Regions from separate parts of the Homo sapiens genome. Here all the other regions are linked to region 1. The links are chromatin contacts, found by Hi-C in ENCODE. All regions are on one chromosome and are shown on one strand. The core of a region is the stretch at or near the end of the contact, and the rest is flanking DNA. Distances in the headings are between cores, read along the strand shown. Region 1 holds the start of R3HCC1L (R3H domain and coiled-coil containing 1 like). Region 2 holds the start of FRA10AC1 (FRA10A associated CGG repeat 1). Region 3 holds the start of CEP55 (centrosomal protein 55).

Region 1 (3,217 bases), core at 147-2,646:
GCATAGATTCCAGGCATTGTATGGAAGAACATTGTACTCTGTTCTGTTTCACTCTGACTACCACTGCATGAAGCCCCTGTCACATACACCCCAGATTGCTCAATCAATCACGACCCTTTCATGTGAAATCTTTAGTGTGGTGAGCCCTTAAAAGGGACAGAAATTGTGCACTCGGGGAGCTTGGATTTTAGGACAGTAGCTTGCCGATGCTCCCAGCTGAATAAAGCCCTTCGTTCTACAACTTGGTGTCTGAGAGGTTTTGTCTGCGGCTCGTCCTGCTACAATAGAATCTCCAAGATTTGGTGACCATTTGAATATTGGAGGAAGAGGAAGTGAGAAAGGAGGAATCAGGTTAAAGAGTGAATATTAATGAGTAGGGAGGAGGGGTAGTAGTTTACTTTTCTTTTTTTGGGGGACGGAGTCTCCCTGTGTTGCCCAGGCTGGAGTGCAGTGGTGCAATTTTGGCTTACTGCAACCTCCGCCTCCCGGGTTCAAGCGATTCTCCTTCAAGCAATTCTCCTGCCTCGGCCTCCTGGGTAGCTGGGATTACAGGTGCCCACCACCACGCACAGCTAATTTCTGTACTTTTAGTAGAGACAGGGTTTCACCATGTTGGTCAGGCTGGTCTCGAACTCCTGACCGCAGGTGATCCACCTGCCTTGGCCTCCCAAAGTGCTGGGATTACAGGCATGAGCCACTGTTCCTGGCCCCAGTAGTTCACTTTTCAAGGACACTGGAGATGCCTGTGGGCATGGATGAGGAGAGGTCTTGTCTAGGAAGTTGGGAATACAAACAATGAGCTCAGGTGAGAAGGGACTGGAGTGTCCCCTCTCCCACCCCAATTTTAAGAACTCTGGAAAACACCAATATTTTAGAGGTAAGTTAGAGGAAACAAAGTAGAATGAATTCAGAGAAGGAAAACCTGGATAGTGTCATAGAAAATAAGTGATAATGCCCAATAGCGTCAAATGACTAAAGCTTGAGTTAGATGAGTCCGGAAATACCTCCAATGAGTTTGGCAACAAGGACACTTATGACAACAAGGCATTTTCCATGGGGGCGGAAGCTGCGATGAGGAGTGAACACAGATGAGCAAGTAGAGACAGTGTAGATTATCTTTTTCAAAAAACTTGGCTGTGAACGGAGGAAGTGAGATGGTATAATTGAGTGGAATGTAAGGAGATTTGCGCACGTATATAGCCGAGAGGAATGAGGAAGGGTTGAAGGGACAGGAGCAGAAATGCTCTCCGGCACTCGCCATTTTGCCAGCTTCTCCCCTACGTGACCTGAACTCAGTGGGCGCGGCCGGGCCTCGCGGAAACTACAACCCCCAGAAGGCCCCACGGCGTTGGGGGCGGAGCCGAGGCCTGACGCGCGCCCCAGCGGCGCGAGCGGAAGAGATAGAGCTTCGCGGAGACGGCGGAAGCGGAGAGCAACAGCGCGCCGGTAACAACCAGCCCCGTATCCCCTCCCTCTGTACCTCAAGCTAGGATTTTTAATCCCCACTTCTCCCTTCACAGCCCGGGACAAGACTTCCATTCCGTCGTTTGTTGCTGGTATTTTTTTTCCTCATGTGACGCGAGGGGCCGCCCCCTGCCTGGGGCGGAGGTTACTGGGAAGCTCCCGCCTTCTGACCCCTGCGGGCCCGCGGTTGAGAGGGACCCTCCCGGGGCTCTTTTGCACTCACTGGGGCTCGTGCTCGCTTTGGGCGCTCGCCCCAAATGATCCTGGCGGAAAGGACGTGCTTTTTCTGGGTTTCAACAGGTATTGAGCGGGGTCCCTGGTTACCCCCTCGGGGCTGCGGGGCCGTGGGCCCCCAGGGCTGCCGGCGGTTTCCGGGCTTCGCTTCGAGCCTCGCCTTTGAGCCTCCTCCGCTGCCCGGGAGCCCCGGGCTACGGGCTGGGAGTGAGCAATCTATAAAGGAGCATGTACTTCCTGCTTTTTCTTGGCAGGCCTGCGAAAAACCCCAAGTCCGATCTTTAAAGTTTGTGAGTGCAGCCCCCTCTCAGTTGTGTACGGGAAGGAGCACAGGATTTGGAGTCTGATATCCTGGGGGAAGTCTCAGTCCGCCACTTGGCTGGACCTGTGATCTTTTGTACAGTAGTCTGTTTAGCGCAGCCTCGGTTTCGTTGTCTGAAAAGTGGGGTTAATGTTCTTTGCCCTGCGGCCTTCCAGGGTTGTGGGCTTCAGCAGAAGTGATATTCCTGCGAAAGCTTTGAACTCTAAAGTATGTTTCGGGTATAACCTTGCCATCCCCCAGTCTCCAGTCTAGGTCAGTTGAGTTTTAAAACCAGGTTCATGTCTATACGAAGATCAAATTAGTTAATAAATAGGGGGAAAGTGTCTTTGGAAACGAATCTGAACCATACAGATGTTTTTATGCCAGGTTCCTAGTGAAGAGGTGACCTTAGGGCGTTACCACCTGTGGAGTCAATTTAAAACTTCATCTGGATTTTAAGGCCCACCAGAATTTAGACTCTTCTTCCTCAGCACACACAACTATCTCTTGCTGTTATAACCTTCCTTCAGTATCACACAGGTACAAGCATAAAGCAGTAAACGTTCCTCAGATATGGTTGTACTACAACTAATACCTGTCCCCAGCAGGTCTTGTGTCTTGTGTCACAGTTGAAATTCAGAATATAAATAGCCAAATATCCCATCTGTTTAATTTTTTTTGACATTAAGCTTTGAGACTAAGCAAGTTGCTTATTGTCTTATTTTTCCCCTTACAGAGAATGCTAATTCTGCAATCAGTTTTTTTTTTTTTTTTGGGTAGAATCAGGATTTCACTATGTCGCCCAGATTGGTCTAACTCCTGGGCTCAAATGATCCTCCCGCCTCGACCTCCCAAAGTGTTGGTATTACAGGCGTTTGACACTGTGCCCACTGTGCCCGACCTCTGCGATTAATTTTTAAAGGGGTAAGAAAGTGTAGTTAGGTATTTTTAGTCTGTGTTTATTCTGAATTTATTGATTGAAGAATACTTGAAAATGGTCCAAAAAACAAGAGAGGATGACAGTAAGTTGCATTAGCTTAGTGTACAAATTCGAGCAAATTTGAGTTCAAGTCCTGGTGCTGTGTCTTACTACAGGTTGGAGTATCCTTATCTGAAATGCTTGGTACCAGAGTGTTTCAAATTTCAGATTTTGGTATATTTGCATATACATAGTTAGATATCTTTGGGATGGGACCCCAATCTAAACATGAAATTGAT
Region 2 (3,399 bases), core at 140-2,639, 4.4 Mb before region 1:
ATTTGGAACACACACTAAGAAGGAAGGATGGACTATTTGATGTCATACATAACTAATTTACATGGCTGGAAGGAACAGTCCAGGTTAAATGATATATCAAATTGTTAAAACTAATATAACGACAGCAAGTGCAGCTGGAAAAAGAGGAAAGAACTCTCTAAACTTCATTGCATTGGATCTAGGGTAAACGACATGTTTCTAGTCCTGGCTACCTTGAATAAGTCATTTCATCTCCCTGGACTTCATCTATTAAATAAGATAGCTACATGAAATAATCTTTAAGTTGTTTAAATCTTTAAATAACCTTTAAAGTCTGTAATTCCATTTTCAAACATAGGTGTGTGGGTATATACCTCTCTTCTCTGCCCCACTAAAATCCTAGATAGGAAGATGCTAGTTAAGGTTGGAGATGAAGGTTTGAAAGCCCGAGTTCCAACTCTACCCTCCCTTACATCTGTTATTGCCTTACACACCTGGATTTTACACCCTTTTTTAGGTCAACTCCAGCTGTCTTACCACATCTGTTCAAGCCATATTGTCCTCTCACTCTTTGTCCTATGTCCTCACGTTCTTTACATCTTGATGGGGGACAGCTGTAGTGTGTTTAGAGATATATTCTAGGATCAGCCTACTAGATTTCACTGCTTGGCTCTGCACTTTCCATTTGTCTTTCTTTGGGCCTGTTCCTTAACCTCTCCAAGCCTCAGTGTCCTCATTTATAAAAAGAGGCTAGTAAGATGGCTGACCTCATACGAATGGAGATTAAAAGAGTTGCCTCATCTAAAGGGTTTTAACGGTGTCTTGTACAGTGAAACCCAGTAAATGTTACATCATCATCATCATCTTTTCCCTCGCCCCAGGACACGACTTCCTATTCTTGCTCCCACTCTCCCATTTCTTTATTCGCTGGCCGCTCCATCCGACCCATACCTATCTTAACTCACTGGTTGAACTAAAAAGCTCTCACTCACTTCAGGCCTACGAATCAACTGACAAGAGCGGGGAGAAACTCAAAAACGGAGATGCCAGGTGTCTCCAGAATCTGTCATCCAAAAAAAAAAAAACCAAACCAAAACAAAAAAAAACCCGACGATCAGCTAGTACTATATGAAAAACAAGTTTTGAGGTCCTTCTCCCTGATGCCAAATATACCCACAGCCCTCCTCACACACCCTTTCCCTTCCTCCCTGTGTGCCAAGTTCGCCCCCGGAGTCGTCGTTTCCTTCTTTCCCGGCAGCTGCAGCGACGACCCACGGCCTGAGAGAGCCGCTGCAGCACAGGTCCCGTGCGCCCTGCCGCACAGCCTCGCCACAACCACCACCGCCGCCGCCGCCGCCGCCGCCGCCCGCAACCCGCCTCTCCCTACGGGTCCCGACTGGGCACCACTTCCGGTCCGACACGGCCACGTGTTACATCTAAATGGCACCGTCCCCCGAGTGCGCCGACCTTGTGCTACAGCCAGAACAGCTCCGGGAAACAAGGGCAGCGGGAGAAACGGCCCGGAAAGGGACGAAGAGGCTTCCAGCTTTCGCCAAGTCGCGGCTCCCAGTTTTTCCCTGGGCCTCCTTCCTTTCCCCTCTAGGGAATCCGGCATCTAGTACCGCTGGCACTGCTTGCTGCTTAGCCCACGCCTCTCATTTGAAAATATATTTTGTTTTACCGTGCCTATCACCTGCCGTCCTCTCTCTAGTAACCTTAGTAACGCCTCCTCGGAGGATCCTCTCAGAGCAGCTCATCAGCGCTTCAGATCAGCCTCTCCCTCCTTCCCCCAGTAAAACAGTTCTCATAATTAGAACAAAAATATCTCTCCATCGTTTCGCCACCCACACAATAGATACCATTCCAAAAGCAGTGCTGATGGCAGAAGAGCTCATCGAATTTGTGAGGAAAGAAAGAATAGGAGGAGAGATTTCTCAGGGTTGAGGATTCTCTGCCGACAAGCGACCTGGCACATGCGAAAAGGGATCCAAAATAGAATCTTAAAAAGAAGAAGAAAAAAGGCAGGAAAAGTTGGATTATTTTAAGCGCCACTAGGTTCTTCCTGTGCTTTGCGTTTTCTACATCACGACGCCCCACTCTTTCCACTCTAGTTGTTTGGTTCATGTCTTGTCTCTCGCTGGCATTAGCAGCTATTCATTTTTTGCTTCCTCCTCAGTACCCAAAACGGTGCCTTGGAAATCACAAGTGCTAATTAAATATTTGTTGAATTGAACTGGCACGCTTCTGGCGTTTACAGTGGGCCCTTTTTAGAGAAAACCTTGGCACTTAATGCACAGTCATTTTACATCTTTTGCCCTAAACAGTAGATAACGATATCCTTATCAGTTCAAGTCTCTAACCCTGACAATAAATTATAGATACATTCTGCTTTATCCATTGCACTGAATGTGATCTTAAAAGGCTATAAGATAAATTAAATTATTGTAAATTAACTTATTCCAAAATGCAATCAGATTATACTTCAATAAAAACTTTTACTAAAAAAAGTGAAAGCAATAGGAAGCCTTACAATTTGACGTTATAGTATATGGAATTATTTTGTCAAGCAGTTTCTTTTTTGGTAAATATATTAAATATATAATTATTTTATTGTTAATAAAACTAAACAGACCTATACCTCATATCCAATTTCCTTTCTATCCATATTTGACATTTATTAGCATTTTTCTACCATCCCTAGCATCTTCTTGTTTGTTGCTTCATTTTACTCTTCCAACAACCCTGTGCTGCTGTGTTATTAGCCTCATTTTACACATAAGGAAGAGAGGCACAGAACCTAAAGCCACAAACCTGGTGAGGGTCGAGAACTGGGTAGTACTTGTGTCTGTCTCTCTATAAGACCCAGTTTCTCTCTCTCTCTTTCTCTCTTTTCTCTCTCTCTCTCTGTCTCTCTCTCCCCCACTTCATGGATTGTGTGGGAAGTAGCTTCTGGTTCCAACATTTCTAAGAATTTCAGATCTGTTGCTACCAGTCCATTCAGGCAAAGATTTCCATTTTTTACTTTGAGACAGCAGTTACTGAAAAAGAGTAAATAGAAAATATATATTAGGCATAGATTGCATGATCTGAACTAGAAATAATACAGGATAGAAAACCCACCTGCTTAGGAAATCTCAAGTTAACAATTATAGCTCAACAACAATAAAAAACACAAACATTTATTCAGTGCCTACTCTGGGCAGGACACTGCCCTAGACATCAGGGTTACAGGTATGTAACAGCAACTCCTTATCCTTGAAGGTTGACTAGTAAGACAGACAATGTGTGGAATAACTACAACAATATATTCTATCATATACCAAGTGTCTAGTACATGCATGAACCTGTTGTTCCTAATTTATAAAATATGTTATTTCAATGGATATGAAAATTTAAATGTGCACCAATGCTATGTAACTC
Region 3 (3,292 bases), core at 111-2,610, 4.6 Mb before region 1:
TTGGGTGGGGTGAGAGTGGATCTCTCTGTGTTGCCCAGGCTGGTCTCCAACTCCTGACCTCAAGCAATCCTCGCTCCCCGTCCTCACGTAGTGGTGGGATTACAGGAATTAGCCATTCCACCTGGCCGGATTTCCTCATTTAATCCTTATAACCGAGCTGTGAAGTAAATATTATTATTTGCATCATTTTACACATCGGGAAACCGAGGCTCAAATAGGTTAAATAAATTTATCCAAGGAGACACATCTAGTCAGGGCAGTAAGGAATTAAATCTAGAAAGTCCTAATCTAGAGTTTATAACCTTTGTACAATATTGTGTACCTAGGATGTTTTGCTACTGTGTATCTACTGTTTTAAATCTCCAGCGAGTTTATGCTGGGTCTAGGAGAGAAAGGGAGGCCCTGCTAAACATTTCATGTGCTTCTTCTCTCAGCAGTAACGTTCTCAAAGCGGCTAATCAAGAGCTAGAATCGATCAATAGATAGATATCAGGCTGGAGGGTAGCAGTCTGGTCTGAAAGCCGGTCCGCTAGCATTCATAATCTCAGCGTTCAACCTGGGCGTGCCTCTCATCTCTCCCGTTAACACTCCCTGCTGTGCTGCTGATTTTTGGCAGTAATCCCAGCACTTTAGGAGGCCGAGGTGGAAGGATCACTTGAAGGCAGGAGTTCGTGATCAGAGTGGGAAACAAAGTGAGACCACCCCCCCCCCCCCCCACTCCGCTGTCTGTATAAAATTTTTTAATAAAAAATTAGCCGGGCGTGGTGGCGTGCGCCTGTAGTCTCAGCTACTCGGCAGGCTGAGGCAAGACGATCGCTTGAACCCGGGAGACTGAGGTTGCAGTGAGCTATGATTGCACCACTCCACTCCAGCCTGGGCGACAGAGTGAGACCCGAGGGGATGACAAGGGGGCTGTGCTCCTTTGTGAAATCCCGTTGTCCCAGGGCAGGAGGGGCCGCACTTCACACAGGGAGAATCTATGCTCAAGAGCGCAGAACTAGTTCGTCTCGGTCCATCGTCACTGGTTTTATCCCATTAAAAATAGTAATTTGCTTTCTCCTAAAAGCGTATAAACACAAAACCAGCCCCTGACTGCGAGACACCAAGCTTGTTTAGGTCTAAGCCCGCAGAGAACCCCCGATCCCAGAATTAGCTGGCGGGCCCGGGAGGAAGTGTTCCCGCCCTCTGTCCCGCCCCGCGGCCCCAGCCACTTCTCGGCCCGCCCTCAGGTTTACTCTCCGCCCTTCAAAGGCGGCAGCCAATCGGGGAGCCGCGTCCCCGCCGCGCGCGCGCTGCTCCTCCTTCTTGCGGGCCGCGCCCTGCCGGCAGTGACGTGCCCCGCCCTGCAGCCGCGGGATTCAAACTCCCGGAAGCGGCATCCACACCTGATGGTGTGACTCGGCCGACGCGAGCGCCGCGCTTCGCTTCAGCTGCTAGCTGGCCCAAGGGAGGCGACCGCGGAGGGTGGCGAGGGGCGGCCAGGACCCGCAGCCCCGGGGCCGGGCCGGTCCGGACCGCCAGGGAGGGCAGGTCAGTGGGCAGATCGCGTCCGCGGGATTCAATCTCTGCCCGCTCTGATAACAGTCCTTTTCCCTGGCGCTCACTTCGTGCCTGGCACCCGGCTGGGCGCCTCAAGACCGTTGTCTCTTCGATCGCTTCTTTGGACTTGGCGGTGGGTATCATCTCCTTACAGATAGGCGCAGAGAGGCCAAGTGACTTGCCCAAGGTCTTTTGTTAGGACGGCTTTTTCCGATTGGCAGGCACTTTCGTTGTGTGTTCCTCAAACATCTTTATTTTAGAAGTGAGAAAACTTGTGCCTTTTTTTGCAGTTTCTCTTTTCCTGTCTGTCTCCTCAAGTGAGATTTTATGTGGGAATTTTTAAAGATTGGCGTCGCCTTGTAGAAGATGCGGCTTGTAATTGAGGCCTTGTACCATTTACTGGATGGAAGCGCTTGTTTGGTCACCTGTCCAGCATGACTTAGGTCACTTCAGCTAATCAACCAATCATTTCTTTTCTTTTTTCTTTTTTTTTGAGATGGAGTCTCGCTCTGTCACCAAGGCTGGAGTGCAATGGCACGATCTTGGCTCACTGCAACCTCTGCCTCCTGGGTTCAAGCGATTCTCCTTCCTCAGCCTCCTGAATAGCTGGGACTACAGGCGTGCGCCACCACGCCCGGTTAATTTTTGTATTTTTAGTAGAGACAGGGTTTCGCCATGTTGGGCAGGCTGGTCTCGAACTCCTGACCTCAGATGATCCACCTGCCTCGGCCTTCCAGAGTGCTGGGATTACAGGCGTGAGCCACCGCGCCCGGCCCCAATCAACCAATCATATCTGAGGGCTTGCTGTTAGGCTCTGTGGGTAACAACAACAACAACAAAAATCAAAGTGCAGTCCTTGAAAAAATAGTTGAACAATTGAAAAAATAAAAGGTTAGCAGGAAGTGTAATTGGGTACTAGATTGTGTAGGGGTGGGGGTGGGGCAGCTATATCGTTTGTTAAGAGTTCACAGAGGGAAGGCATGCTGAGGAAGGTTTGAACTGGGGGAACCCTGTGGATGACTGGAATAGGAAATACAGGGAAAGGTGGCCGGGCGCGGTGGTTCACGCCTGTAATCCCAGCACTTTGGGAGGCCGAGGCGGGCAGATCACTTGAGGTCAGGAGTTCGAGACTAGCCTGACCAATATGGTGAAACCTCATCTCTACTAATAGATAAAAAAAAATTAGCCAGGCGTGGTGACGCGCACCTGTAGTCCCAGCTACTCAGGAGGCTGAGGCAGGAGAATCCCTTGAACCCGGGAGGCGGAGGTTGCAGTGATCTGAGATAGTGCCACTGCACTCCAGCCTGGGCGACAGAGCGAGACTCTGCCGCCCCTAACGCCCCGCCCCCGCCAAAAAAAAAAAGAAAGAAACAGAAACAGAAAAAAGAAAATACAGGGAAAGGAGGTTGGTGGGACTAGGTGGTGGGGGAGATCCAAACCGTCTGGGCCAGAGGCTAGAAACTAGTAGTCATTCATTCACTGCCAGAGTTTCTGTGCAAAGGTTAGGAAGCAGATGTTTGGGGGTTCTTTCACGTTCTGCAGATCTATATTTCCATCATTTTGTGTCTCAATGACTTGGTAGTAGTTTTCTGTCCTACGACCCACGATATCAAGTCAACAGTGTGTTATCAACAGAAACACATAGGAAAGAACTTCCTGTGGCAGCAGGTGACTGAGAGACGCCATAACCTTGCATTTCTTTAACTGATGGATGAGCTACTGCAATCTTTCACCTTATAATGGCAAAAATCCA

Evidence for each region. Hi-C counts contacts between places; a loop is a spot of excess contacts on that map. Pooled maps may share reads with other maps.
Region 2: a map of naive thymus-derived CD4-positive, alpha-beta T cell shows a loop between it and region 1 (9-fold over the local background). The contact joins the promoter of FRA10AC1 here to the promoter of R3HCC1L in region 1. A Hi-C loop is called at or near these places in 1 of 168 maps with a recorded cell type or tissue (naive thymus-derived CD4-positive, alpha-beta T cell), 1 of 37 single-sample maps with no recorded cell type and 12 of 50 pooled maps.
Region 3: a map of B cell shows a loop between it and region 1 (20-fold over the local background). The contact joins the promoter of CEP55 here to the promoter of R3HCC1L in region 1. A Hi-C loop is called at or near these places in 2 of 168 maps with a recorded cell type or tissue (B cell and CD4-positive, alpha-beta T cell), 1 of 37 single-sample maps with no recorded cell type and 6 of 50 pooled maps.

What each region holds. Positions count from the first base shown.
Region 1 is chr10:98,133,261-98,136,477 of GRCh38, forward strand. It overlaps R3HCC1L (R3H domain and coiled-coil containing 1 like), which reads left to right and starts at 1,397. Exons shown (of 10, transcript NM_001351015.2): 1 at 1,397-1,446. RefSeq lists enhancers at 1,824-2,613, 1,956-2,095.
Region 2 is chr10:93,701,203-93,704,601 of GRCh38, forward strand. It overlaps FRA10AC1 (FRA10A associated CGG repeat 1), which reads right to left and starts at 1,390. Exons shown (of 14, transcript NM_145246.5): 1 at 1,173-1,390. RefSeq lists an enhancer at 1,379-1,678.
Region 3 is chr10:93,495,252-93,498,543 of GRCh38, forward strand. CEP55 (centrosomal protein 55) reads left to right here and starts at 1,361. Exons shown (of 9, transcript NM_018131.5): 1 at 1,361-1,672. RefSeq lists a silencer at 1,180-1,689.